7 separate regions of the Mus musculus genome follow, and regions 1, 2, 3, 4, 5 and 6 are each linked to region 7. The links are chromatin loops, found by intact Hi-C in ENCODE. Cell type or tissue: heart. All regions are shown on one strand. Region 1 overlaps Ldb2 (LIM domain binding 2). Region 2 overlaps D5Ertd615e (DNA segment, Chr 5, ERATO Doi 615, expressed). Region 3 has its middle 32 kb from the start of Ldb2. Region 4 overlaps D5Ertd615e (DNA segment, Chr 5, ERATO Doi 615, expressed). Region 5 overlaps Ldb2 (LIM domain binding 2). Region 6 overlaps Ldb2 (LIM domain binding 2). Region 7 overlaps Ldb2 (LIM domain binding 2).

The links. Hi-C counts contacts between places; a loop is a spot of excess contacts. Peaks named below come from ENCODE experiments on the same cell type or tissue, not always from the same donor. Only the 100,000 strongest peaks of a DNase experiment are listed, where the experiment ranks them.
Region 1: it touches region 7 in a loop (4-fold over the local background); 4 of 42 quality-filtered maps call a loop at or near these places.
Region 2: a loop joins it to region 7, with 4 times the contacts of the local background. A loop is called at or near these places in 6 of 42 quality-filtered maps.
Region 3: it touches region 7 in a loop (3-fold over the local background); 4 of 42 quality-filtered maps call a loop at or near these places.
Region 4: a loop joins it to region 7, with 19 times the contacts of the local background. A loop is called at or near these places in 6 of 42 quality-filtered maps.
Region 5: a loop joins it to region 7, with 8 times the contacts of the local background. A loop is called at or near these places in 4 of 42 quality-filtered maps.
Region 6: it touches region 7 in a loop (3-fold over the local background); 4 of 42 quality-filtered maps call a loop at or near these places.

The regions. Positions count from the first base shown.
Region 1 is chr5:44,762,966-44,766,965 of GRCm38, reverse strand. All of the region lies in intron 1 of Ldb2 (LIM domain binding 2), which reads left to right. Among named protein-coding and RNA genes, the nearest start is that of Ldb2, 35 kb to the left of the region's middle. In heart, no CTCF peak of the experiment used is centred here; a DNase peak (open chromatin) is centred at 1,795.
Region 2 is chr5:45,285,030-45,289,029 of GRCm38, reverse strand. All of the region lies in intron 4 of D5Ertd615e (DNA segment, Chr 5, ERATO Doi 615, expressed), which reads left to right. Among named protein-coding and RNA genes, the nearest start is that of Gm46912, 120 kb to the right of the region's middle. In heart, no CTCF peak of the experiment used is centred here; no DNase peak of the experiment used is centred here.
Region 3 is chr5:44,829,566-44,833,565 of GRCm38, reverse strand. No RefSeq gene overlaps it. Among named protein-coding and RNA genes, the nearest start is that of Ldb2, 32 kb to the right of the region's middle. In heart, a CTCF peak has its summit at 2,065 (motif pointing right); no DNase peak of the experiment used is centred here.
Region 4 is chr5:45,277,117-45,281,116 of GRCm38, reverse strand. The region is part of intron 4 of D5Ertd615e (DNA segment, Chr 5, ERATO Doi 615, expressed); the gene reads left to right. Among named protein-coding and RNA genes, the nearest start is that of Gm46912, 120 kb to the right of the region's middle. In heart, a CTCF peak has its summit at 2,280 (motif pointing right); a DNase peak (open chromatin) is centred at 2,306; H3K4me3 peaks cover 951 bases; H3K27ac peaks cover 910 bases.
Region 5 is chr5:44,756,970-44,760,969 of GRCm38, reverse strand. All of the region lies in intron 1 of Ldb2 (LIM domain binding 2), which reads left to right. Among named protein-coding and RNA genes, the nearest start is that of Ldb2, 41 kb to the left of the region's middle. In heart, no CTCF peak of the experiment used is centred here; a DNase peak (open chromatin) is centred at 1,569.
Region 6 is chr5:44,493,163-44,497,162 of GRCm38, reverse strand. All of the region lies in intron 5 of Ldb2 (LIM domain binding 2), which reads left to right. Among named protein-coding and RNA genes, the nearest start is that of Gm40297, 64 kb to the right of the region's middle. In heart, no CTCF peak of the experiment used is centred here; DNase peaks (open chromatin) are centred at 1,862 and 2,912.
Region 7 is chr5:44,705,760-44,709,759 of GRCm38, reverse strand. All of the region lies in intron 1 of Ldb2 (LIM domain binding 2), which reads left to right. Among named protein-coding and RNA genes, the nearest start is that of Ldb2, 92 kb to the left of the region's middle. In heart, a CTCF peak has its summit at 2,220; a DNase peak (open chromatin) is centred at 2,569; H3K27ac peaks cover 534 bases.

The DNA.
Region 1 (4,000 bases), 57 kb before region 7:
TGATGGGGTGGCAGCCTTAGGCCTTGTTTATGAGTGTGGACATTTCAGAACAGACTACTCCATCATGCGGGGGATCAGCATTCAGAGATGACAGACTGCTATTTCCCTCCGTTTGGCCAGATGGATCAGTTAGAGAAGGACTTCTGAATATAACACAGATAACCAGAGATCCAATGAGCTCAGCTGTGGGAGCCATTTAATGTTCTTTGTGACAGCGTTGCTACTATTCCCTAGAAGACCAGGGCTCTGACTTGGGCTGAATGTGTTTTTTTGTGCTACCGCTCTTAGAGAGCTTCGTAGAATTACATGCTCTGAAGTACAGAAGTGTAGCAGGAAATGTCCTCACAGACGATGGGAGAGTTCTTTACTAGGACACCAAAATCTGCCCATCTTTCTGTGTTTGCCTCAGCAATCCATGGATATGAAGGTAATGTCTTCAGACAACTACATTCGGCTCATTCTAACGTTGGAAGTTAAGGAGCCATTCTTGGAATGGGCAGGCCTTTTGTGTCCTCCCTTCATCAAACTCTGAGAAGAATTCTCTGTCTAATGAGATAAGTTCTTGTCAGGAAGTTGTAGACAAAGAGAAATATTTTTAAAATGCTGCATTTAAGATTTTACGTAGCACCTAACCAAATTCGAAGAGCTCCCATAACGTCAGTTATTCTCCTGCCTTATTACCAACATCTCTGGTATTCCATGAAATTACCTTTTCATGAAATATGGTAAGGTTCTCAACAAATATTGCTTCACTTAGACTTTGAGTAATTTGTGTGCCTCCAGCTGACTGTGTAGCTCAGGGAGAGACTTCTTCCTCTGTGGTTCTCACGTGTTCAGTAAAATGTAGATAACCCTTCCGCTGTATTCAGGTTCTCAGTGGCAAGCCTCTGAGTGTGTGGCTCTTGACAAGTCACAGTTACTGTCTCCAAAATGAGAGTACAAGGAAAAGCCCCAGCAACTGGTGAGCATCAAAAGAAAAAGAGTGTAGTTCACATCTCACTCTCACTCTCACATAGATACTGAGGAGGGGAGAGTAGAAACAAGCTGGTATAGAGTGTGCTGGTATTGTCAGCGGTGTTCATAAAGAATCAAGGGCCTCTGTGGAGCTCGTGCTCTGTATACCCATCACTCAAAGAATTCTGCTGGGACACAAGTTCAAGTGGTAAAATGTCCCAAAACGGGCCCTTTGCATTTTCTGTAGTATAATCAGGAGTGGGACCTCTAAGCAACAGAGTGAACATCCAACACTCATCATTCATCTAGAGTATGCTAAGCTCAGTTTCCTTGTCTGTAAAATGGGAATGAAACCATGGTAGTGCTTCAGTGAACCATAGCAGAATTCTGTGCTTAATAATATCCTAAGAGATAGCTTTCTTTAAAAGTATGGTAATTCAGCAAGGTTCCATTTGATTTCATGAAGCAATTACCAAAATATTGTTTTAATAAGTAATCATTTATTATACAGATAAAACAGAGATTAGTCGTTATATTTGCCCCAGAAAGTTTTACAATTAGCAAAAGTTTTCAATGGATTCAGTAGAAACATATTGTTAAGAATATGCAGTAATATGCAACAATGCAGAAAGAATTGCACATTGACGCAGTTTGTGTAGTTCAATAAATACTGTATTGGTTTCAGGATGGAAAGAGGATGTTGCCGAAATAATTGTGATGTGATAGCTTAAAAAAAATAACAGCAACAATAGGCCAGTGTGCAGGCCAGCAGGAAGCTACAACAATACCCCCACCTTTTTCCTGTACCTTGCCTGAGTTCCTTCAGGCGACACAGATAACCGATGGGCGATAACGTCCAGGACTGGCTTTGGTGCCCATGGAAAATAGAAGAATTAGTGTCAAACTGTTATCTGATCAGAAAGTGGACACAGCAAACGCCCTTTCCATGCTGTGTTTAAGGAAAGTCCCTTGTGGGCACAAAGTCCTCTTTCCTCCTGAACTGTTCCTCCAACTGCTCAGAGACTTATTCTTTGGGGCATTCAGTGTGAGGTCAGTTCTTGCCTGGTGTGCGGTGCATTATGGGAGCAGTCAGTGCACACAATGTGTTACTATCTGCAAAGAGCAATTTGAGAGCCACCAAAGAACTTTGCACTTTCATTATATATGCTCATGTATAATCCTGCAAAGCTCAAAAGTGGCTGAGTTCTGCAACCTCCCATAGAGCCTCAGTTTCCTCAGTTGTGCATGGACCATATTGATGTTATGCATATCTGATTGGCTATTATGGGGCTTGTATGAGAATATGCTGCTCAAATGTTTAGCCAGTCACATATTGGGTACTGTTTGCTGTGTGTCAGTACTCAATAGCCACTTTTAATAGTAGCAGGCCTGACAGTGGTAAATGAAGGCTGCATCAATCATCAATATATTTACTGAATAGTCAACATTCTGAACATCATGTTAGGCTGGGCAGAATGGAGAGAGATGGTACTCAAGCAACATGCTCAAGGAGTATGAGAAGTAACAGAAAGAGGCACATATCAGTATAGACTGAGATGTGTGTATGTTTGTGTGTGTGTGTAAGTGCATGTGTGTATATATATGTGTGTGTTTGTATATGTGTGTGTATATGTGTGTGTACATGTATGTGTATGTGTATATGTATGTGTGTGTGCATGTGTGTGTGTCTGTGTGTGTGCCTCTGTGTGTGTGTGTGTGTATGTGTGTGTGTGTGTGTGTGTTTTACTTGTTTAGATAGTGAAGTCAGAAAACGCCTTGCCTGTGAGGGGACATTAGACCATAGACATCACAAAAGGAGTGTGGCCAACATTTTTATGTCCTGTCAGAGGGAAGAGCCATGTCAAAGTTTTACAGGCAGTGGAAATGTCTTTGTTTGTCATGGTGAACTGCAAGAACCTCTGTGTCCCTGGGACAGGGGGAACTATGTCACCTTGCTCTAGATACCTTTGGGAAGACATATTGTAGGCTGGCAAAAGTAGATTCAAAAATATCAGTCTGGAGACAGGATGGGAACAGTAATGATGGATCTGGCCGAGTTCACTGAGTAAAAGTGTAAAAAGACCCATTGCTGAGCAATCCCTAAGTACCTTCTGATCTACAGGGATAGAGGACAAAACAAGGAAGCACTTATGACTTCCAACATCCCAGGTTCTATACCATATGTTCCCTTGGTACATGTCTGTAAGCCGTGCCAATTACAATGTTAGTGTTCTATGAGGTAAAAAAGAAAAGGTACCATGACAGGCTGACACAGTAAACAAAAGTTTGAGAGATAGAAAGAGAGATACAGAGAAACAGAGACAGAGAGACTTTCTTTTTAAAATGTCTGAAAATTTTGAATATGCAAAGATAAAATCAGCGGTTCATTTTGAGGCATCTTTATAAGGACATCAACCAACTCAAGTGTAGGGTTTAATGTCCCTAAACATTTGGTCATTTCTGGAATTGTGCTACATAAAACAGTGCTACAGGGAATATTGTGTGTAGTGGGGTGACCATGGCTGAGCTACTCATCCTGTCTGACTTCAGTTTCTTCATATGTAAAGAAAAGAAACCAGTAGTGTTTACCATGGAGGACCAAGGAGGAAGTGGATTAAGGCAGTGATCAGAACACTGGATAAATGTGAGCATTTCTCCAAAGCAACTATTTCTGAGTAGTTACCAAGCTACACACCTGGGGAAGTTGTTAGACTCTAAGAGGAGTCAGTTATGTCAGTCCAACACAGGAAGAGGTTCTCCAAAGATGATGTCTTTTAGATTGAGCACCACAACCCAGAATCCTAGCATCATGGTACACCAAAGCTCAGAGAGGCAAGGGATTTTAAAGTTTGAAAGGTCAAATACTGAAGGAGACACATTCCTTGGTTACTCTTGGTTACTAGATTGGACTATTGGTTATATATGTCCTTCTCCTTTTGTTTGTTTGTTGAATAAAGTTATAGTGGTCCTTGTACAAGGTTGTGTTTCTGACTAAGTCTGTTGCAATGAATCTTGTCATTAGATATGCATACATGATGTCTTCCTT
Region 2 (4,000 bases), 580 kb before region 7:
ACTAGCCACATGCATCTATTGACCTTTTCAATGTGGTGCTATGATGGATGAAGTTTATACCTTGAAGCCTTGTATTTTAGTAACTTGGCCCTCTATGTATGTGGCAATGCTGAAATGTGGTACCTTTCCAAGGAGAGGTCACTGCTAGCCCCTCCCTCCCTTTGACTTTTGTCTTTATGTTAGTTCTCCCTCTCATACGTGTGTGCTCATTCCTTCTGCTACAAGCCAATGCAACCAAGGAGACTATGTCAGAGATAGCATTATGGATGATTTGATTACATTTCAGCTTTCAAAACTAACTGAGGTCAACTGAGCTTTTTTTCTTAATGTTTTCGGACCTTGAGTATTTCATTATAGAAACAATGGGCTAAAACATAGTGTAAGCCGGAGATGCAAACAATTCCTTAAACATGTGGTACACATCAAGCTTTTAGGAGTCAGTACAAAAGAGAGAATGCAAATATATCACCAATTTTATTATATTCACATTTAAGTGATAAGATTTTTGCATGTTGGAAATAAAATATATTACTGAAATGGAGTTTAATTGCATTTTTAAATCTAAGGTATGATAAAAAAAAATTTAAAATTACCTTGCATGGCTTACACTATATTCGTATGAGACATGGCTTAGAGCCTCGGACATAGCAAATACTTAAATTGTTGTAGTAACATTACAAAAATCTGACAATAGATGCTTTTGTTTAAAGTAATCCATACTTTTGAAAGAATAATAACATTAGAAATCTTTAGGGATACCATTTTGTGAGATAGTCAGATACATATTTATCCAGAGTATTCTAGGTCAGCTAGTGTGGTATCTCTGCCTCCTTCTGCCAGGCTCTTCACCATGCAAAAGGAAAACCCTACATAGCCTGAGTCTGAAGCTGTTTTCACTTTCAACTGGATTGTGGACATGTTACCATCTTGGTGACTATTGCTAGAAAAAAGATCTTGCTGTGCATAGAGTATTCTGGTAGAAGTTTGGGGAGCCAGTTTTTCATATCCTCTTGGTTTCTAAACAGTGGAGTACATGCCCAGGACTCCAGTGAGAAATAAACTTGTTGGACTGTTTTACTAAGTGATGTTTGGGCAACCTCCCAAATATGCAACTTTTTTTTTATTAGATATTTTCTTTATATACATTTCAAATTTCAAATGCTATCCTGAAAGTTCCCTACACCCTCCTCCCCCACTCCCCTACCCACCCACTTCCGATTCTTGGCCCTGGCATTCCCCTTTACTGGGGCATATAAAGTTTGCAAGACCAATGATGGCCTACTAGGCCATCTTCTACTAAAGATGCAGCTAGAGACATGAGCTCTGGGGTTACTTGTTAGTTCATATTGTTGTTCCACTTATAGGGCTGCAGACCCCTTCAGCTCCTTGGGTACTTTCTCTAGCTCCTCCATTGGGGGCCCTGTGTTCCATCTTATAGATGACTGTAAGCATCCACTTCTGTATTTGTTAGGCACTGGCATAGCCTCATACAAGATAAAGGATTGATTGGTTAGATCTGAAACTCTGATTCTTGAGAACTGTATGGTTTGTTGTGTATATGTGTGTGTGTGTGTGTGTGTGTGTGTAAGAGAGACAGAGAGACAGAGACAGAGAAATAGAGACAGAAACAGACAGACAGACAGATAGATTTGGAGAGACAGAGAGACTCTGAATCTATTTCTTTCCTGGTCCCATGAGTGATACCATAGTTGATGACCATACAGAGAAGCCCAGTGTGATAGAGAAGCTTGACTTGTGCATTCATGTAGTAGATTCTTCCCAGATGTGTCAACCACATGGAAGCTGTAAGGCTTAAACCCTCAATATGATCTGCTGCACCCAAGGAAGGAGGAAAGAGAAAGTAATAAGGGATGGAGTGAAGAACAATTGTTTATTACTATCATAATGCAGGGTGACCCAGTAAATGTTCAAATGTTCCCAATGTGTTAGGTAGGGCTCATCTGTAGAGTGACATTACTGAGAGGTGTGGTGGGCCTTAAGGAGCTGGAAACTTATGGAAAATTTTTAGGTTATTGGGGGGTTAGCATCAAAAGGAATGGTGGGACTCAGGCCTGTCCTCCTCTTTGTTTCTGGTTTATCATGTAAGTGGTTTAATTACACCTTGTTCTTTTCCCTTGATGCACTATTATCCTTGCTTGAGGCCCAAAACAAAGGTGCCACCTTCAGAGTCATGAGCCAACATAAAACCCTTTGTCTTTATGATGTAAATTATTTTACTAATTTTGTTATAGCAACGTGAAGCTACTGAAGCATTCAGCATTGAATATCATGTGGTTCTGTTGGGTGCTACCTTCTTCCGACAGATCCCGAGAGAACATTGTTTCCTTCCTTTCCCACGAGGTTGCTCTCGGATGGGGCAGTGAACAATGAGTTTTATCGTTCACGTTAACATTTATTAGTAAACAGGACAGATAATGTCATATGTCTGCTCTCTTGAATGGGGTGAAGCCTTAGTTCTCTGCTCCTTGGCGTTCTCAAATGGCAAAGATTGCTGCAGGCATATGTGGTGAGTGATAGGATTAGCTAGTACACTAGCTGGGTCATGTAAGAGAATTCTCAGTTAACTGATGTGACAGATTCAAAACAACATCTAAGTTAGGTTTTTCCACTAAAGGAGATCATTGGGTATCTCAAAGACCTCAACTAAACTATCCTAAGGGCTAGGGATAGAGTGAAACTGACACATGCGCACATGCAGATTTGTAGATATAGATACAGATATATGTAGATTCAATATAGTATGTATACATACATATTTTACATACATATATAGATGTATGTCAAAATAAACTACAGATTAAAATTGTAAAAATCTTAAAATTGGACCACTGCACAACTCAAATTCATTTTCCAAAAGCCTTAAAAAAATCAGCTGATCTAGAACCATTGTAAAAATAGACTTATGAGTTTCTTGATTCAAACTCTGAACTTTTTGTCAAAATAGAGCAACTTGACTATGAACGACTGCAAGAAATGTATATTCCAGGTTTCCCTCCATTTCCATTTTTTATTGTCATAAGTTTGGGGGAGTAGGCTAAGCTATTATGAATCATGTTTGGGGGGTGGTGGTAGAGAGATGGCTCAGCAGTTAAGAGCATTTGCAGTCCTTGCAGAGGACCTGGGTTCCATTCCTAGCACCCACACATTGGATTATGACCATCTATAACTCCAGTTCCACGGAGCAAGCAGGCAGACCCATGATGCTCATACGCAAGTAAAGCATTTGTACATATAAGCTAAAGAGATCTAAAATTTGTTTTAAAATTGCATTTGAAAACAAAATAAAACAAAACCCACCTGAGCTAACAAGGTTAGGGGGATGAGAAATGTATTGTTTCTTTTCCGGGGAAATTAGCTTTGCTGTTCATGTAGCTGCTAAGCTTCAGCTTCTACCTCTCTGCCCGAGGACGTGCGAGAGTGCCAACAGCTGTTTGTCTCTGCAGCTTAGCTCTGCGTGTGATTCCTGGGGTTAGCGTGGATCTATTCCTTTTATGAAATGAGTAATTAGTCCATCTAGTTTATTCTCAGAAAGGTGGAGAGGCTGAAGAACTACCCTCAATGTTTCTTTCACATGGCTGCCGTAGAAGAGAAATAAAGACTATGAGATATAAAGTGCAGAGTCTGAATGGCCATTACTTCCCATTATTATGATTAGCAATGGCTTCATAAACTCTGAGTATCCTGGTTGTGTGCGTGCATTTTATTAACATGTATGTGTAGACCCTCCCACTTTAAGGTCAATCAATAACCATGCATCGAGCATCCACTAGCAGCTGGGTCCTTGGTTAAGGGACAAACTGGTTTCTCTCCTCAATGCTGTAGACACACCTGGAGAGGAAAATATATATGCAGACAGCTTTTGTGAGCGAAACAGCAATTGCTTAAGCTGCTATTTGGCTTGAAATTAGAGAAGATTCATCGCAGAGGCCAGAGTGGGTGAAGAGATCTCAAGTAGTTCATTTTTATTTTAAATACTTTT
Region 3 (4,000 bases), 120 kb before region 7:
TGTACATTGTGCATATATGTGTGTGTATGTAGATATATTTTATTTTATTTTTAATTATGCATGTATAAATACATCTGTATGGGGGTATGCCCTTGGATGTCAGAAGAGTGTGTTGCATTATCCCTGGAGCTGGAGTTATAGATGGTTGTGAGCTGCCCAAAATAGGTGTTGAGAATCAAAACTCAGGTCTTTTGCAAGAATGCTACATGCTCTTAACTGCTTAGCCACCTCTCCAGTCCTACATATGTTTAATCACAGAATTTTCCTCTAGCAAAGGAGAGTATGAGTGAGGGCACTTGTTGTGGTCTCTGGTGGTTATTAGCCCGAGCTATTTGCTGCATTTGTCAGAGTTTGCACGATTTCACAAGAAAGAACCAACGAGAGCTGGAGAGATGGCTCAGTGGTTAAGAGCACTGACTGCTCTTCAGAAGGTCCTGAGTTCAAATCCTAGCAACCACATGGTGACTCACAACTATTGGTAATGAGACATGATGCTCTCTTCTGGTGTGTCTGAAGACATCTACAGTGTATTTAGATAGAATATTAAATAAATCTTTAAAAAAAAGAGAACCAATAAAATAGTAGAAGACAGATGACTAGAGCAGTATCCAGTAAATACAGGTGATCTGTAAACACTTACTATTTGGAAAAAAAAAAAAAGCACAGTGAGTTCTACTTTTGAAACTCAATGTAATTATTTCTCCATTTTAGAGGCTTATGAAGCAGTGAGTGTAGATTCCTGGGGGTGGGGCTGTTGCCAAGGAAAGATGGTGCCCCTGTTAGTACCTCTGCTTTTGAGACAGTAAATGGGTTTAGGAGCTCTTGAGTGATGAAGTGTATCTTAGTGGCCTTTGGGTTTCTCTTCAACTCCAAATCTTATTCAATGAACACTTGTACAGTAGAAAACCCAGCAAGGGGCATACAAGTGAAAGTTCCAAATGAAAAAAATATACAGAGGAGCAATTAACATGAAAGGCACTTAATCTCACCGCATTCAGAGAAAGGTCAATTACTATAGATGCCAAACTGGGAAACTGTTGAGAATATATGTCATAAATTATTTTGGATCTCTGTTAGAGGAACTCAAAGAGAGGGTCTCACATGTACTATACAGCACCCAACAAATATGTGTCTCCAGTTCCCACATATATTGTTTTAAGAAATTGAATATTGCCTTTTAAAACATTCTATTCTTTGATTACTTTTTATTTAAAATTTATTTGTTTGTTTGGTGTGTGTGTGTGTGTGTGTGTGTGTGTGTGTGTGTGTGTTTACGTATCATGGTTCCCTTGTAGCAAGCAAGGGACAACCTGAAGGAGTTGGTTTTCTTCTTCCACCATAAGGGTTCAGGGATGAACTTAGTGCTCAGAGTTGGTGGTGAGTCCTTCTACTCAGCAAGATCTTTTGCCAGCCTCTCTTGATATAATGATAATATAATAATTGCTATCAGTGATCATAGCCACTTTCCTTCTCTTTCAGGACAATAGTGGGTCTTCATATTATTGAATATAATAAAAGGTAAGAAGGAAAGAGAGAAAGGAAGAAAGAAAGAGAGAGAGGGGGGAGAGAGAGAGAGAGAGAGAGAAGGAAAGAGGAAATCCCATGTTGACTTCATGTTCGTGATCACCACAGCCGAGGGCTCTTCATATTTTCATAAGCAATGCTGTGCCAATTGTCTCCTTATGTGCTAGGTGTGTACTACATGCTTTTTGTTCAGATTTGTGAAACTCACAAGAATGTTCACCAGTATTCCACTTGTCTTGTAACTTAGTTGGCTGTGTTTTATAAACCCAGAAGCTAGGAATAGAAAGCCCTGGAGGATATAATCCAGAGAGGAAAAAAACAAACCAAGGTTGTGGAGGCTAAAATCAAAATGAATGGGAGCGTCTTGAGGATCAGAGACTGAAGTGTTCATAGAAGCTAGCAGCATCCACGTGGCCTCCCTGAACCAGGTATATCATGGGTATTAGTCTAAGTAATGGGAAACCCTTGAGCGTTTTAAACAAGGGTACCTGAGGTGAGATTCATGGTTTCTACTTGTGTGCATGCCGTCCCTGAATCAGCCACTAGAGGGAGACAGAAGGTGACAGGGCAATCACAAGTCAAGCCCTCCCCTCTACCATGACCTTCACAGTGGGAACAGCCTGCTTCAAGAAATGTCCCAAAGGGAAATTGACTTTCTCTGATTAAGGAAAAGTGGCAGTGACTTTATGAAATGATGCCTCGCTAATTGGATTCTTACAGATTTCTGATATTATTCCAGTAGCAGCAGAAGAATCTTTAAAAGAATATGTCCTGTGGATCAATTAATAGGTATCCAAGCAGACCTCATATATAATAGGGGATCTGAAGAACTTTCTGGTTGGCATATGGCCCAGGCATTGGAGATTTGGATATTTTATTATCATTTCCATGTTAACAGGAGACACTAGCCTCCAGCTAGTTCAGAAGAGATCACAATGGATCAAATGGTTACTATGGGACATCTTATAATTAATAATGCTAGACTTCAAACCTCCTCAGTCACTTGTTTGGTTGCAAAGCATCAATAAAAGATGACAACTGAAGAGATTCTAAAATGCTTAATGGTATAAAGCATGGTGTTTATAGTTAAGAGAACTACCATGTAAACACCAGTTTGGGGACATCCTGTTTACTACAATGCTCAGATGTGCACACCAGCACTGCTCTGGTGACTGTCTTGACTGAAAGTGACCTGCAGCACACTCTGTAAGGTTAAAGATGGTAGAATAACATGAGGGAGTTCTAGCTGCGGCTTAACCACATGCTGTGTGACTTAGGCAAATGACTTAACTTGTCTGAGCCATAAGAGTGCTCACTTCCTGACTAAAGGACTTAATACATGCAACTTTTGACATGGATCAGGCACATTCAAGCAGTGTCAGGTGGGAATCAGTCCTTGTGTAGTGAATGCCCCCTTTAGACTGATAGGATCCCTTTTCACATGTGTTCAAAGATCTGGTTTGATTTTGTTAATTTTAATGGTTTAAATCAAATGGGCAGCCACATTTCTGATATGGGTGTAGGTACATCACTTTCTGCTGAGTTTCATTGTGACCACATGAACCTAGAGAATCATATAAAACGCTTCTCCTTGAATTCTCTCTATAGCATCCAAAGCAGGAACCCTCTGGCCACCACCTCTGCTGCAGCAAACATTGCAACCTGGAACTGCAATAATGGTTTGGCTTTCTCACTATCTTAGGTTTCTTCTAAAGAGCCATTTATTTAGGTTCAAGTAGATAAAAGAGTTGTGGCAGTGCCTTTACTTGTGGGACTATCTCATACCTGCCTAAAATGTCTGATTTTAAAACTGGAAACATCATTGCAACAAAACTCATGTATAGCAAAATAAATTGGACGTATACCTTCAATTTGAATGTGGTAGGGATTGATACCAAGGAGTCTGTGTAGAGGCCTCAGTGGCTGGCAGACTAAGATGGAGTCAAAACCCGAGGCTCAAGAGAGCTTCATTCTCTCAAGAGGTAGCTGGGTAAGATCTGGGTCACTCACCATGCTGACTACTGAAGCTTGACATACTGTGAAATCCTAAGACAATATCATAGCCATTTACAATATTAATAAAAGGGGTATTGCAATGTTTAACTTGTCTTAGGATATATATGGCTATAATAAACATTCCAAAGGGAAAATGAATGCTGCTCACCACCTGAGGGAGGAGGTAACCTACTCTCCCAGGTAGAAAAGTGGATGATGACCCTCAAGTTTTGCTTTTAAGAGGAGAAATTTTAAAATGAATATTTTGCTAATGAAAATAATTAAGTGTAGTTGCTAATTAATGCAATTAAGCATTGCTACTCGTTTTTATGCCAATCACACAAAAATAATGCATGCATATAGGCTATGTATTTCTGACAGGTGAAAGGGTTTATATTTGGAATGTGTCAATTCATACTTCAGCCATTTGCTTGCATACTGAAATGCATTTTACCTTTTCATGTAGACACTGGGGAGTTCA
Region 4 (4,000 bases), 570 kb before region 7:
TCATTTCAGATCCAGTCATCCTCCCTGAGATTGTGATCCATACCAACTTGCATGTGTAGATGTAGGGTGTTGATCCTATGTATGCAGGAAGACACCAGTCATTTTTTAAATTAATTTATTTTTTACACTCCATATTTTTTTTTGTTTTGTTTTTTGTTTTTATTTATTTATTTATTTTTTTCCATTTTTTATTAGGTATTTAGCTCATTTACATTTCCAATGCTATACCAAAAGTCCCCCTTACCCACCCACCCCCACTCCCCTACCCACCCACTCCCCCCCTTTGGCCCTGGCGTCCCCCTGTACCGGGGCACACAAAGTCTGCGTGTCCAATGGGCCTCTCTTTCCAGTGATGGCCGACTAGGCCATCTTTTGATACATATGCAGCTAGAGTCAAGAGCTCAGGGGTACTGGTTAGTTCATAATGTTGTTCCACCTATAGGGTTGAAGATCCCTTTAGCTCCTTGGGTACACTCCATATTTTATCCCTCTCTCATTCACCCTCCAACTGTTCCACATCCCACACCTCCTCCCCACACCCTGTCTCCATGTGTATGCTCCCACCCCCACCCCACCTTACCTTTAAACTCCCTGGGACCTCCAGATTATTATTATTTTTTTGGGAGGGGGTTTCGAGACAGGGTTTCTCTGTGTAGCCCTGGCTGTCCTGGAACTCACTCTGGAGACCAGGCTGGCCTCGAACTCAGAAATCCGCCTGCCTCTGCCTCCCAAGTGCTGGGATTAAAGGCATGTGCCACCACTGCCCGGCAAGGGGCCTCCAGATTCTTGAGGGTTAAGTGCATCATCTCTGAATGAATACAGACCTGGAAGGCCTCTACTGTATGTGTGTTGGGGGCCTCATATCAGCTGTTGTATGCTGCCTGTTTGGTGGTCCAGTGTTTGAGAGATCTTGGGGGACCAAATTAATTGAGACTGCTGGTCCTCCTACAGGATCACCCTTCTCCTCAACTTCTTTCAGCCTTCCCTAATTCAATAATGGGGTCAGCTGCTTCTGTTCATTGGTTGGGTGCAAATATCTACATCTGACTCTTTCAGCTGCTTGTTGGGTCTTTCAGAGGGCAGTCATAATGGGTTCCTTTTTGTGAGCGCTCCATAGCCTCAGTAATAGTGTCAGGCTTTGGGACTTCCCCTTGAGCTGGATCCCACTTTGGGCCTGTCGCTGGACCTTCTTTTCCTCAGGCTCCTCTCCATGTCCATCCCTGTAATTCTTTCAGACAGGAACAATTATGGGTCAGAGGTGTGACTGTGGGATGGCAAACCCATCCCTCACTTTATGTCCTGTCTTCCTGCTGAAAGTGACACCAGTCATTTTTATCTTGTGTATTTATTTTGTTTGAAGACAGTCTCTACAAAGGACCCCTTGGAACACTAATATCTTCTTACTCTAGATACTGACTTTATTATGCCATTTGATGGCTGGTAAATTGAGACATTAATAAATAAAACTATGCAAATAAGTTTTACAATTTAGTCATTGCCTGACTATAGACAAGCAACTTCATGCCCATGAGCTCTAGTTTTCCTATTTGCAAAATAGGAACAATAATGTCTGCTCTGTGCTGTTATGAGGGTAGAAATCTAATCTAAATTGTCCCTTAACTCAAAGGCCAGCCCCTAAGAATAAGACTCTTGTCTGTGTTTACCAAATATAGTGTCCTCCTGACTCTTTGGCCAGGACTCAATTTCATGTTTCCTGGTCAGTTGTGAGTGTAGAAGGGAAAAGAGAGGATGTGCGTGTATTAGGAGTGTATGTGGCTGAAATTTGACTCTGTTAAAGCATGCTGTCTCCTAACAGCTCTTCTTTTGGGGTTTGGAGAAACAAAAGACTTCTTCTCTTGGTTAGGAAACCAAGATCTAGAAGCATGAAGTCTCTGGGAGCCATTTCTTCTATTCCTAAAATTGACTCTAATGTGCTCTGTGACCTATGGAACACACTTTTACCTGTCTGAATCTCTGCTTCCTATGACATAAGATAGGTCTGGGGACATTGCTTAGTGTTTAACTTCCTGGTGTGAGCTTTACCTACCTGGTGTGAGGTCTTAGTCTTGAATTTGATCAAATTACAAAAATAAAATAAGGTAAAATGAGGTGGCTAGTCCAGGTGGCATTAGCGACTCTTCAATCTTTGCAGTTTTAAAATTCTATCCAGATTTGGGAGTATAAAAACCTCGAAGTGTGTTTCTTTTCTGTAAAATGAAGGGGTGTGTGGTAGCAACGAAGAGGTCGATGATGGGACTGTTATTTTAAATTGGCCACTTGGGGTCGCTAGCGACTCGAGACTGGCTGATAAGGACAGCAGAATGCCTCAGGGAATGGATTCTGGGGGCGGTTGATGAAATTTTCTTTCTTGTCTCTCCCTTTGGTTCTAGAATTTGGCAGAAAACTTGATCGCATCATTAGTGTTGAACAGCTCTTAAGCACGTGGCAGAGGACTGTATAGAGCCTAGGCTGTGGCAAGGTAGCCATGCCCATCCCCAAAGAGAAGAGAAGAGAAGAGAAGAGAAGAGAAGAGAAGAGAAGAGAAGAGAAGAGAAGGGAACAGAAAGAAAATAAAAGGAAAGGAAAGGAAAGGAAAGGAAAGGAAAGGAAAGGAAAGGAAAGGAAAGGAAAGGAAAGGAAAGGAAAAACAGAAAAGAATTAGACAAATATCGGAGATGCAGCTGGTCCTGCCTTTTGATTACTCGGTGTGCCTTGACTTGAAAAACCGGTTCTGCAAGGTTAAACTGGGTGGCATAAAACCTGACTCCGAGGTAGTGTAGTTTGTCCCATAGAATTCGGAATCATCAAAGGCAGAGAGCATTGAATTCCCACGGAAGCCCGCTGAGTAGGGGGTTTTCCTGATGAGCTCTGCTGATGAGGAAAATGTAGCGGAGAAAGACGCAAAAGTCCCAGTGGAATCCAGTGAGGGATCACCTAGCAAGAAATAAACAAAAGAGGGCCAAGCGTCTTTGCACTTGGAGCTGACAAGCTCCGCATAATGTAACCCTGTCCAGAAGAGCAGTACCCTGCTCAGAGCATGAGAATAGCTTTCTGCAGTGCTGTGTAAACAGTCTTTTTCACTAGCCTTCCTGGCTGCTAAACTGGGAGAAGCTTAAGTGGAGGAGGAGGAGGAGGAGGAAAAGGAGGAGGAGTCATCGTCAGAAGGATCTTAATAGAGACAGATTTGGAACTCCCACTGTCCCCTTTCAGGTCTTGAATTACTGTTAATTTTGTTACACCCATCTCTCTTCTCCTAATACTTTTAGAGAATGACAATAAAGAGTCTGCAAAACGAGGGAAATCCACTTTGCCAGGCTGGTCAAAGAGACCCTATCTAGGGGCTGCTTCAGATGGAGGTCTTCTGCAACAGAAGTGAAATATCTATGCCCCAGGTGCCCTTCAGGGGTCATCTGCAGTACCCCTTTGCAGTTTGCTGTTGGGGAGCAGCTTACAGAAAAGGAAAGTGTTTGTGCCATTGTTTGGGGGCTTTCCTTGTTTGCCCCCTCCAAACCTCCAAGTCCAGTCCCTGGTAAACTGTTGGGGACTCTGGAGACTTCAGCGTCTTTTCAGTTTCTTCCTAAACTGTACATTCACACCCATACTGTTTATGTGCACGATCCCCTCTGGTATGTGTCCAGCACAGTTACAGAAACGTACTACGTCTGGGTGCACTCAGGACTTTCAAGGGGTTAACCTCTTTTTTTATATTGCTATCTTCTGTGAAATGGAATAATGCTGGTATTTCCCTAAGGGTGTGATGGGTAGGTTGTAGCAATGTTGAAGTGTAAGGTGATCCAGACTTAGTGACACTATGATAGGTACTATTCCTTGAACTTTGCAGTCCATGATGGTAGCATGTATAACGACAGAACATTCAAAATATAGCTACTGGTGCACTGAGAACAGACTGCCCCGAAAACACTATGGGACATCTCCAGCAATTTTTACACAGATCCTAAGTTTATGTTGTAATTGGTTGCAAATATGTGCTTGAATAAAG
Region 5 (4,000 bases), 51 kb before region 7:
GCATATTTTCCAAATTTGACACATTTCATTATGCAATAGCAAAACAAACAAACAAAAATAAAAACAAAAAATAAAACAACATTCATTATCCTCACCATTGATCTCATTAGAAAATGAGCTCCCATATCTCCTGAACTCATCTAGAACGCACTCTCAACCTCCCTAATGTTGCGAGCCTTTAATACTTTTCCTCATGCTCTGCTGACCTACCAGCCACATGATTATTTTTGTTGCTACTTCATAATTGTAATTTTGCTTCTATTAAGAATCACAATGTAAATATCTTCATTTTTTGATGTTCTTAGGGGATCTCTATAAGAGTCATTCGACCCCCAAAGGGTTTGTGACTCACAGGTTGAGAAGCCACTGATCTAGAGACCCATGTGCTAAGTGTTTTAGGGCTCCTGTTCTTCCTCCTCTTTGCAAACATTTACCATATTTTGGCTTCTTGATAGTAGCCATCCTAATAAATGCGCTGGTATCTCTCAATGGCTTTGGTGGATTCTGGTGCCTAGTGATGCTAAGTAGTTTTTTGTGTATCTGTTGGTCATTTTTATGTCTTTTTGGAGGAATGTCTTTGCAGGTCCTTTGCCTCGTTTTATTTTTTATTTTTTTTTAACTGAGCCATTTGCTTTTTCCATTATTGACTCGTATATTTTCTTTACAGTTGTATATTAAGCACCCATCAGACACATAGTTTACAGATACCATTTTCTCCACCCATAGGCTGCCGCTTCATTTGGTTGCATTAGAAATTAAAATGAATAACTACAGAAATTATAATAACGCATATTCATAATGCTCATAGCACCTCATGCAAGGAAACATCTCCATTCCATTTGCAATATAATGAAAGAGTAATACTTTTAAAAGAAATCTTGATATTGGCGAGGAGAGGGCTTTCTTTGCTTGCTTACTACTGAAGAGCTGTGCTTCCTGCTCCCGTAACAGAGATGTGGGCAAAAGTGTTACTGAAAGATAGTGTAATCTTTCCTTTTACCATCTTCTAAATTCTGTCCAATGAACATAAACCAATGTAACTCAATATTTACATGAAAGCCAGGATATAGTAACCACTGTTTCTTAAAATATTTGGATCACTAATTTGATTTACATAATCCTGACTGACTTTCACTTTGTTATATTTAGCCCAAGGAAAGTAAAGATTTGGCCTGAAAGGAACCAGTAAAAGGATTTAAAACAAATGTTACTCTTACATCAAATTCATAGAAAAATGAGTTCATGAAATCCTAAAAAATAGTAATGTCAAATTAGAAAACACTAGAGCAAGCTAATTTTCTAGGTATTTTTTTTTCTGGGGTTATGTATATATCCCCTGCCACAGATCTTATCAATGAAATGTGTAATCAGAAGTGATGGTGAACATTCACAGAGCATTTTCTGTCCAGATATTTCTCGAGATACTTTATGAATGGATCTTTCTACATGTAGTCATTCTTAGCTTGGCCCATGTGTGTGAAAGTTCCCCATGCTAACAATGCATTTCACTGTGTGTGAGGGGAAGGAGCCATCCTGTTTATGCTCTCTTGGACATGCAGCGCAGATGCATCATTTCCTTCCACCCCAGTCATAGCTAGAGCACAGGATGCCATTGTGATTTTAGTTTAAATGCCTTGGTTATTGTAAGGATGGGAAGAGGAAACCAAAGCATAGCTAGGGTGTTTGGGGGGCTGGGTACACTACGTCTTTTGCATGTTTCTGATGATTTTACCTCCATAAGAGCCCATTTTAGCAGCTGAGAAATGAATCGTGCTTAAGATCACAAAGCTAGACTGCGTCATAATCATGATTGCTCTTCACCATTGATGATCTCAGAAATCAAGCTGCCTTGAAGGTTTGTTTTTTATACCCTAGCCACCATCACAACCCTGTCAGTAAAACATTGTCCAGGATTCTTTCTTTCTTTCTTTCTTTCTTTCTTTCTTTCTTTCTTTCTTTCTTTCTTTCTTTCTTTCTTTCTTTCTTTCTTTCTTTCTTTCTTTCTCTCTCTCTCTCTCTCTCTCTCTCTCTCTCTCTCTCTCTCTCTCTCTTTCTTTCTTTCTTTCTTTCTTTCTTTCTTTCACACTTTGTGGAGTTCTTGCCCACCTGTCTAGATTCCTTCTTGTTGGTTTCCCAGCCTTCCTAAGCCAGTGCTTTCAAGGACCATCTTCTCACTCTTAAACCAGCCTGACTTCGTGCCTGCTTTCTTTGAGTCTCCCTCTGAGACTACTCACCCAGAATGACATCTGTCTATCTTTGGGCTGTGATTTCTTGCCACTAAAGAGAAACCAGGTCTCTTGGTTTTAATGGCTATTGTTTTAGATATTTTTATTTTACTAGTTCTAGTGTTCTTTTCTTTCTGCTCTTTCTCCTTGTCAATCTGCCTTTGTGATGGAAGTGGTTCCTACCTATTTATCAGATCCATTGGCTTCTAATGACTTTCCTGCTCTGGTGGAGACTTTATACCATATCCTAAAGTTAAAAATTAGTTCTGACAACTCCAAAAGCAGGTTGTTACTCACTGTTCATCGGGACCTGTCTGCTCATTGATATGTGTGGATATCTTCTAGAGCACTCATTCTGAATGAGTTTTATTTTCACTTCATGTATTTTTCCCAACAATCTCTGACTCTTCAACATACACAAGCACAAGCTCACATGTCCCCTCTCACCACTTGAAAGTCTGTATGCCATTCCCCCTAAGTATCCATCTCTAGGTTTCTACTTTAGGCTTGTATTATTAGCTGCTGGAAACACATACTTTGGTGCACGGCAGATATCACTGACTTCCAACTCCCAAACTAGAACCATTCGGTGTTCCTCTGATAAAACATTGTAATCATGGCAACTTATACAAAGAAGGATAAAATCTGGGGATTATGGATTCAGGGGTTTAGAGTTCCTTATGATATGGACAGCATGGCAGCACACAGTAGACCTGAAGGCTGGAGGTGGAAACTGAGGGCCCTCCAACCACTAACAGAATGCAGAAAGAGCAAACTCAGAATGATACAAGGCTTTAAGCTGTCAAAATCCACCCCCAGTGACATGCTATCCCCAACAGAGTCCTAAGCTTCTGCAAACAGGGTCACCTTCTAGGAACTGTGCATTCAAATGCCAGAGACTATGTGGGGTGGGGTTGGGGTGGGAAGAATTTTTCATTCAAACCACTATATCCATCATCTTGTCCTCCCTCTAAATCCTATTTCTGTGAATGACTCCACCATCTACCCTTTACCTAATTCAGAATTTGGTGTGCGCACTTGATCCTGAGCCCTGCTAGCCCAGAGAAGACATTGTTAAAATCGTTTCACAGGCTGGACCTCCAGATGGCAATATGGAGTAGATGAGGTCTGGGATGATGATTTGGTTTTTTTTTTTTGGGGGGGGGATTTAGAATATTAAAATTTCTACATTGATATTCTGAAGGTCTTTATGCTAAGGAAAGGAGGGAATATTTTTTTTTTTTTTACAAACCATAAATCTTTTCTCTAATGTGCCAAGATATACTTATACTTAATCTCATAACTATTTCTGTGAGGTAGACAGAAATTTTCCTTTCTTTCTTTCTTTCTTTCTTTCTTTCTTTCTTTCTTTCTTTCTTTCTTTCTTTCTTTCTTTTTCATTTAAATTAAATTGCTTATTCAAGAACACTCAGCAAGTAGGTAGGGTAGGGAATGGAACATGGCGAGGCACATATTTAAAAGCCTCTGATTCTTCCATTATCCTTGGGAACCTCTGGGTCAGTCTATGCATGTGGAGGGAACATGGCCACTTGAGCATTTACAGTGAGACCCACAGAAAGCTAACACTATGTAGGAGCTTCAGAGGCCCATGCTTAGCAAGAAGTATCTCTATGCTTCCCCCATGGATAGCACCGAAATTACCCACTTATGGACCTACTTAGCTTGCTTCCTATGGATATGGCTCTAAAGGATAGATGGAGCCATAAAATGGATGATCTGGCTTTGTACAAAAATAATCATGTCGTGAGTTACCC
Region 6 (4,000 bases), 210 kb after region 7:
GCTGTAGACAGGGCACTCATTGTTATTTAATGGTCCCCAGGCAGATACTAAGTGAGTGTTCGGCTTGCTTCTCCACTATGTTCCCACCCCTGAGTTTATACTCATTTTGCTGGAGAGTTGAAATTGTCGCTTGGTGCTCTGTGTGGAGAGTGAACTGGAGTGATTAATAATTCAGAGCCCTCACATGCTGTGTGATATGAATTGTGTTGATAATTACATGATTATGAATCTGGTTTGAAATATTATTAATGCTGGAACTATCAATACGTAGAAGCTTTACCCTTCAGTGGGGTTTGCTCTGCAGCTGGCTTGAGCCTCCAGTAACCATTGGATGACCCTGTTTGGTGGCCTCATCTGCATTCCCTTTGAGTACATTTAATTAAAATTTCAAGTTGAAAAGAATTGCAGCTTCCTTGTAATCCTGAATGGAATGTTATTAAGCCTGTGTGTTCTCGTCCTAAGTGACCACCTACCAACAGGGTGTCTGGCCTTACTGATCCAGAGGTGATGAGAGAGCTGGCCTTCTCTGTCTGTCTTGCTCTCCTATAAGTTTCAGGCTTATGGACTAGAGACTAAACTGATGCTCAGAGTCAAACTGAGGACTGTGCCGGAAGTTTTATTTGTGTCACGAACATTTTTTAATCATAACATTTTGTTTTTATTAACGTAAGAAACTGAAGCAAGTTGATGATATACATCTGTGATGTGCTGTGATAACCTGACGTATGTATACTGTGTGCAATGGCCAAGCCATAGAACACATTCACTTCCTTTCCTTGAACACTGATCATGCTCTGTGTGTGTGCTCTTCAAACTCATCTGCTTTAACTCAGTCCGACAACACTGAACCTGAGGAGAGGCACATCACTGTAGGCCCAAGGTGAGCTTTAAATCTAGGTCTGACTCAAAAACCCAGGCTCTTTCCTGGCCTGCTGCAGGCATAATCTACATATAAAATGTGCTGCTTATTAGCAATGGTTTAGAAATTCTCCAAAATCTAGAACTCTGTGACACTAGCCAATAGATCCAAGAATAAACTAACAAAATATTATAAGAAGAAATGTTTCCTAAGGTATTTTTAAAAACATGTTTTACTCCAAATATATTGATTGTGCTCTATTGACTGCCTAAGACCTTTTGAAGGCATCTCAGGGCCATCTTCAGATCTGTGAGTTACAGTCAAGGACTGTTCTGAGGATATTGGATGATGATGGCCACCCTAATTTCATCACAAAGTTCCTTTTCTTCCCCCATCCTCCCAGCTGCTTGAGCTTGTGAGTTCATCCATAGTGGGAACAAGAGTCTACTGACTGGCTTTCAACTTCCTAACTCCTAGGAAGTAGCTCCCATCTAAGTCAGGTCAAAATGACACAGGGAGATCAGTTTGTCCTGGAGAAGAATGACAGTTCCTCAAATCAGAGAGGACCTGAGAAAGCCGACTGCACAGCCCCAGGATCCAGGGCTACTGGAAGTTAGTACCATATCTGAAGAAGACACCCACAGCTCTGGGTTTGAAGAAGCCTCGTGACTATTGCTCTGTATACTGTGTCATGGAGACAAATAAATAGACATCGCTCATTAGAGAGACAGGAAGATCAACATTTGTCCAATGTTCACCTCCCCAAATTACATCTGATTTTAAGAATCTCACAATGAACCCACCTCAGAGTAGGAGACTCCAAGACTACCAATAAAGTTCAAAATATGCTACTATTAATAGAGGTGGAACTTAAGAGTGGGGGCTAAATGCCTGGACCTTTGTCAGCTGATTGATCATTCCTTTGTAAGCAACTGGTTTTACTTTCGCTGTTGTAACATCAATCTACAGTCCACTGGCTAAAGGCCAAGCTGGCCTTCACCTTGGCACGGGACCATATTCTGTGACTCAGTGCTTCTTGTCCATTTATTAGTGCTGCAGACTTCCTATAATTCAGTCTAAAAATGGCATCCTGTGGAAAACACTGCATTTGTGATTGAGCCCCAGTAAAGAGGCACTCGAGTGTATGTATGTCCCTAGAGAGAACACGGTGAAGCCCTAAACCCATCATCTGTTATGTGCCTTCAAAACCTTAATTCCTATCACAATTTTAAAGTAAGAGAAAAAAAAATGGAAGGAAAGAGAAAGGTAAAGAAAAATGCCCATTCCTGCCCCACCCCTCCACTAAGGAAAAAAAAAAAAAAACAAAAAAACTCTCAGTCTAAAAAAAAAATCTATTTTTAATGCTCAAGACGATGGTGGTGAGGGAGATTGAAACCACAGAAAAAGGCTTTTATTAGAGGCTTTAATTCCAAATGGAACTCAGTTGCATTCATCACAGGTCTTATTCTCCATTTGCTCATTAGTTTGAACGACAAAGTCTCCGTGAAAATCTACGGATATGGGTGCTTCCTCATCTGATACCTTGCCACGTCCTCTCCTGAGTGTTTTTAGACAAAACTCGTTTTGATTGTGGGCGCTCCTAAACCGCACCCCTGATTTGAAAGTGTCTGTTCCTCTGCTCAGCTCCGCCAGCCCTCAACTGTGGGTGACGATCCTCTAAACCTATGATTGATTTGGGACCCCGAAGAACTTGAAGGAGACAAATGGTGTTTGGGAAGCAGAGGAGGCTGCCAAGGACACAGGTGAAGAGTGACAAGGGATGTGTTTCATAATCACAATGAAGACCAGCAAGGGCGATATGATCTCACACTGTATGGGAAGATGTGACTGGTGCGTGCAGCTGGCTTACCAAAAGTCAGGAGCTGACGCAGAACTCCCGAGGAAAACATTGTTTGCCTTTCAGAGGAATTAAGGGAAAGGAAATATCACTCTCCAGCTTCATATCGACAGCAACGAGGGGCTGGGAAATTGCTGTTTCCTAAGCTGTTTCCGAAAGATACAGTTGTGAGCTGGGGGGTTACAGGGAGGTAACAGAAACCAGAATGGCCCAAAGCTGCCCTAAGAAGAAAGGGCTTGGCCACCTGCTTCTCAGTCAGCTTGAAAGAGATAACCACTTGCCGGCAGCAGAGGGGAGTGGAAAGAGAACGGGAACTTTAGGATAACCCATTTGTTCCATGGGTTGTTAGTGAGCACCTGCTGTTTGCTGAGCGCTTTTCTGCCTGTTGACCAAAGGAGCTGAACACACACTGATTCCATGACTGGTTAGTTAGTACTCTGGGGACAAAGTACTTAACACCTCTAAAAACAAAACAGAGAAACGGGGTGGGGGGGGGGGGCTGGGGCAGGGGCACAGATCCAGATCTATAGCCATTGTCATGAAGATAGCCTGAGAGAATGTATGGATGTAGATAGAATAAGATCATGTATGAATGGAGAATCACCTTCATCTCTCGGAGCCTGATTGCTTTGATCTTAAGAACAGACAGTAAGGCCGAGCTCCCAGAGCCCACCCATTGTTTAAGGGAAAGGCAAATCCAGCCCGCCCAACCATACATACACCAAAATAGTAGCTGGCAGTTTCGGAAGTCCTTCTGCTAGCACACACGAACAAAATTGAGTAAAGTCAAGCTTTAAGAGCATCTTGCTGGGGAGAAATGGGAACAGTCATTTAAAGGATACCTGGACCTTCAAAGCGAGGCTTTATCATGCAGATAACCCCAGAAGAAAACGAGATATGGGAATATTTCTTCTGTTTTTGGACGAATCAAAACTTTTTCAGCTATGACTTAACAGGTTCTTGTTAGGCCTTAGGCCACTTGGTTCTGCTTCTGGTCGCAAGGGGCACTGAGGAGGAGCTGGCACCTTGCGTGCCTTGGGAGGTTTCCTCTGCACCTGCAGGCAAATGTCACTGATGGCAACAAGTTCCAAAGGCACAGGAGAGTAACTTGCTACAAGCCGTTCCTAAAAGCTAAGGACAAGGCCAGAGACCACATCCTCACAAAAGTGAATGTCTGATTTGAAGAAAGAAAACCTTTACCACATTCCCCAGAGCAGTGGCGAGGGAAAGACGTAGAGTAAGAGGAGACATGACCACAGTGCCATGGCTGACACTCACTGGGC
Region 7 (4,000 bases):
ATGGACTCCTTTTTTTTTTCTCTTGCTTTCTTAAAATCCAGCTTATGTGGAAGGACATCCTAATATATATATATATATATATATATATATATATATATGTGTGTGTGTGTGTGTGTGTGTGTGTGTGTGTCTGTGTGTCTGTGTGTGTCTGTGTTTAGTTGCAAGAAGTGTAATACCAAGCAGCAAATGCAGTAGCCCTTTCTCTGTAACTACACTAACTAACCAGAGGTGAGGAACATAAGAAAACAGCTTTTTCCACAGCTACTGATGATGTAAGGGCCACGCCATGCCACGCCCCTTTCAGGAGTTCACAGCACTTATCACACACAGAGGATCAGATTTCTAACACTCTTGAGAGACATCCTATCCAAAACATAGCAACAATCAAAGAACCACACTTGATGTTTCCTGAGTCTTATATTGTGTCAAACTCAGTTTCTATTGGGCTGTGTTATTATCACAATTTCACAGACAAGAAAACAGAGACGAGCAAGGCCAAGCAGGGGTAAGAGAAGCACAGAACAGTAGCCCCAGCTTCTCTTCCTCCAGCCCAGCCCTTGGACATTTTTTTCTTGTTTTTGCTGTACTCTGTTGAGGAATTATTTTACATGTGAGATTAAAGAACATATATTTTTTTCAGCACTGATGCCAGCGCCTAATTTTTACATTTTCTCCCATGAATATGCACTGTATGTGTGTTCACATTCCTCTGTGTAAGTGAGTGTGCATGCTTATTTGGAAATCAGAAGACAACCTTTCAGAGAGAGGGCCTAGCTGTCCATCTTGTTTGAGACAGGCTTTACTTATTGTTTTTTTTTTTTAACTGCATATGCCAGGCCAATGGGCCTGTGGGCATCAGGAGCCTTTTCCGTCTCTACTTCCCATCTTACCACAGAACCCTGGGACAGGTATTTGTTCTTCTCTTTGGGCTTTTCTGGAAAATGTACAGATTCAAACTCAAGTCCTCACAATTGTATGGCAAGTGCTTTTCCACATGGAGCCATCTTACTGGCTGCCCATCTAATTTAAATTGAAAGTGAACTCTGTTCTGAGGTTAAATCCCCCTTGAGAAGTTGAACTCTACCTCCTTTGTATTTTAGTTTCTTGTTTCATTCTCTGATTCAAAATAATTATTCCTTTCATAATTTCAAGAAATGGGTTTTTATCACAGTCTTCCTCCCCTCAGCTCCTCCCAGACCCACACCTTCTTTCCTATCCATCCAATTTTCTGTCTTCTTTTTAATTGTATTTTTCTAAAACCCATCAGTTTCGATCTGTGCTATGTGCATATCCATATATTCCTGAGTAAAGAAAACTGACTTTCTCTCCTCCAGCAGCTATCCCTTGCAACAGCATCTCATTTCTCTAAAATAGTATACATGTACACTTGTTCTATCCCATTCTCAAAGAAGCACCATTTAAAAGATTTTAATAAAATTGCAGCTATCCTAGAAACTCAGTACCCCCCCCCCCCCAAGATTAACAACTGGCGTATTAACTAGCTGATGAATTGGGTAATTTGAGTCAAAAGCTTTGTATACAGGTCTTGGGGATTTCAAGCTGAAAAGGGCCATAAGCAAATGGTGGCTGAACACAACCAGCTAGGGTTAGTGATTACCGAGTCAATAAGAAATAATAACGTGTGTCCAACCCAAGCTCTGGCTGATAAAAATCCAACAAAGCCCTTAGTGTGGGGCTTCAGAGAATGTCTCCAAGATGACAGCTTTCTGAAGTCTTTGCTCTAATCAATGGTTTGTTTCCAGAGCCAGAGGTGAGGACATTGGGGCTGGATGAAGACACCCACTTTGCTTCAACTAAAACTCAGCAAGACTCTTCATAGAGAGACTGGTACTCAGTGGGTCAGGCGCTAGCACCAGCAACTGGAGCAGAAACCCAGTGCTGATGTCAGACACTCCTGCCTTACAGGCAGAGGGTCCCAGGTTCAGTTTTCAAACCTGCTTATCACTTCCTGGCTGTGTGGAGAAACTTCCTTGGGTTTGTGAGCAAAGTAGTTACTTTAGAGCATCAGCGGGAGAGAAGATCGTAGAAACACAAACCTGTGCAACTGATTTCCAAACAAATGCATCCACTTTGCAAAGAGTTTGGGCTCTGACATTTGATCTGGACTTTACCCTTCCCCTGCCACTGTATTGTCATAAGACCTCGAAAAAGTCAGATAACATGTCTCAAGTGGAAAGGAGACCTACACTGCCACCTCCAGTTCTCTGTGGGGAAAAGAGAGATGGGTGGGGTGGGTGATAGTGAATATTTAACATCCGGCTCAGTGTATACCCCTTTGTAAGCCTGGAATATATTTTAGTGCCTGGATTTTTGTATTTGTTTTTGGCACCCTTAGAGTACCTGAGCATATCTCTTTAAACAGATCTGACTTGTTTCCTGAAAAGTGAATATTTTACGGCAACAGGAAACAGCTCTTCACCGAGCTGTACCCCAGCTTTATCTGTGGCACCTCTTCAGGCCACTTATACCACACCCATCTCATGATCCCATCACACTCAGGAAGAATCAAACCAAGGTCCAGACTCCAGCCAGGCTTTTCCGTCTCTTTGCTTGGGATCCTGCTAGCAAGCTTCATTCATTTTCATGAGGCACAGGAAATAGCATTGAACAATAGACAGGCAGACATACAGCTCTGTGTTCACCGCTGCTGGGTTTTGTAAGGAAGGACAGGAAGGAGGGAGCCTGCACACTTCACTTTAGCCCACTTTCTCCACAAAGAGGGTTCCTGGCTGGAAGGTTTGAGCTCACTGCAGAGATGAGCCCTTTCGGTGGTGATGGGGCGGGGTGGGGGGGTGGTGGTGGGGGGGAGGCAGTGGAAGTAGCTATGAACCATCCCTAATGCTTGCTTAGATTCTGACCTCTTCCGTCAACACCATCCAACTAATTCACCTGCGTGCCACCATGAAGCCAGTGATGCTTACAAATGGAAACCACAGCTTCTTCTGTGAGCACTTTGGAAAGAGAGAGCAGAAAATCGGGCTGCCTTTCGGGAATCGTGAGGCCTTACACAGGATCCTAGACCTCCATCGGGAGCTATTAAATGGGATTGAGGTTAGAGGTGGGGCAGGCATTAGGGGAGGATCCTGAATTTACCTCTCTCCTCACAATATTTTCTCAGCATCGATTGCCTTTTCTCCAGGTTGTGGGGAAGTAGGTGGGGCTCAAAACATATTTTTTTTCCTACTCCTGAAATGTAGAACTTGTATATGTATTTTAAAGGACTACTGAGCAGTTCTAGATGGACCAATCCAATTTTCTAATTCAACTTTATAGGATGAATGATGGAAGATTACTTTGACTAGCTCTTTGTAGTTCTATGAAGAAAACCTTAGCACACTGGGTCAGTTCTTGGGTCCGCTAGTAGTTTAGTTACCTGTTCTGTGGTGCATTTTCTTAATCCAGTACATCCAGGAGTGTGCTAGCCTTTCTTTCTCTCTGTGTTTCTTAGCTTGGAAACAATCTTCCTCCCTTTTGGCACTCAAAATGGTTTCATTTACATCCAGTTTTATTTACTCAGACAATATTGAACTTGACTATATTTTGTACCACATCTTCTGTTTGGAGCTGGGAATGAATACACAAGGAAGTCAATCAAAGGCAGTTCTAGCCTTGCCCTCACCACATGCAGTCAAATGTGGGCTACAACAGTTAAGCAGGCTTGTGACACGAGGAAAAGACTATGTGACACAGAGCTCAAGAGCCTTTTGGGAGCCCTCAGGGTGAGTATTCATTTAGACCAGACTCAGGGAAGAAGAGCAAGCTGGGGCAGGTGCTTAAAGAGAGGGAGGGAGTGTACTTGGGATGTGCAAAGGCTTGGGTAGGAAACGGCATGGTATGGGCTTTATCCAACATAAACGCAAATGTCCATCGGAATGCCAGATGACAGGATTCGATTCGTGTTTCAGAAATGTGAATTCTGTCTCCTGTCCCCTCGTGTGTGTGTGTGTGTGTGTGTGTGTGTGTGTGTGTCTGTTACTAG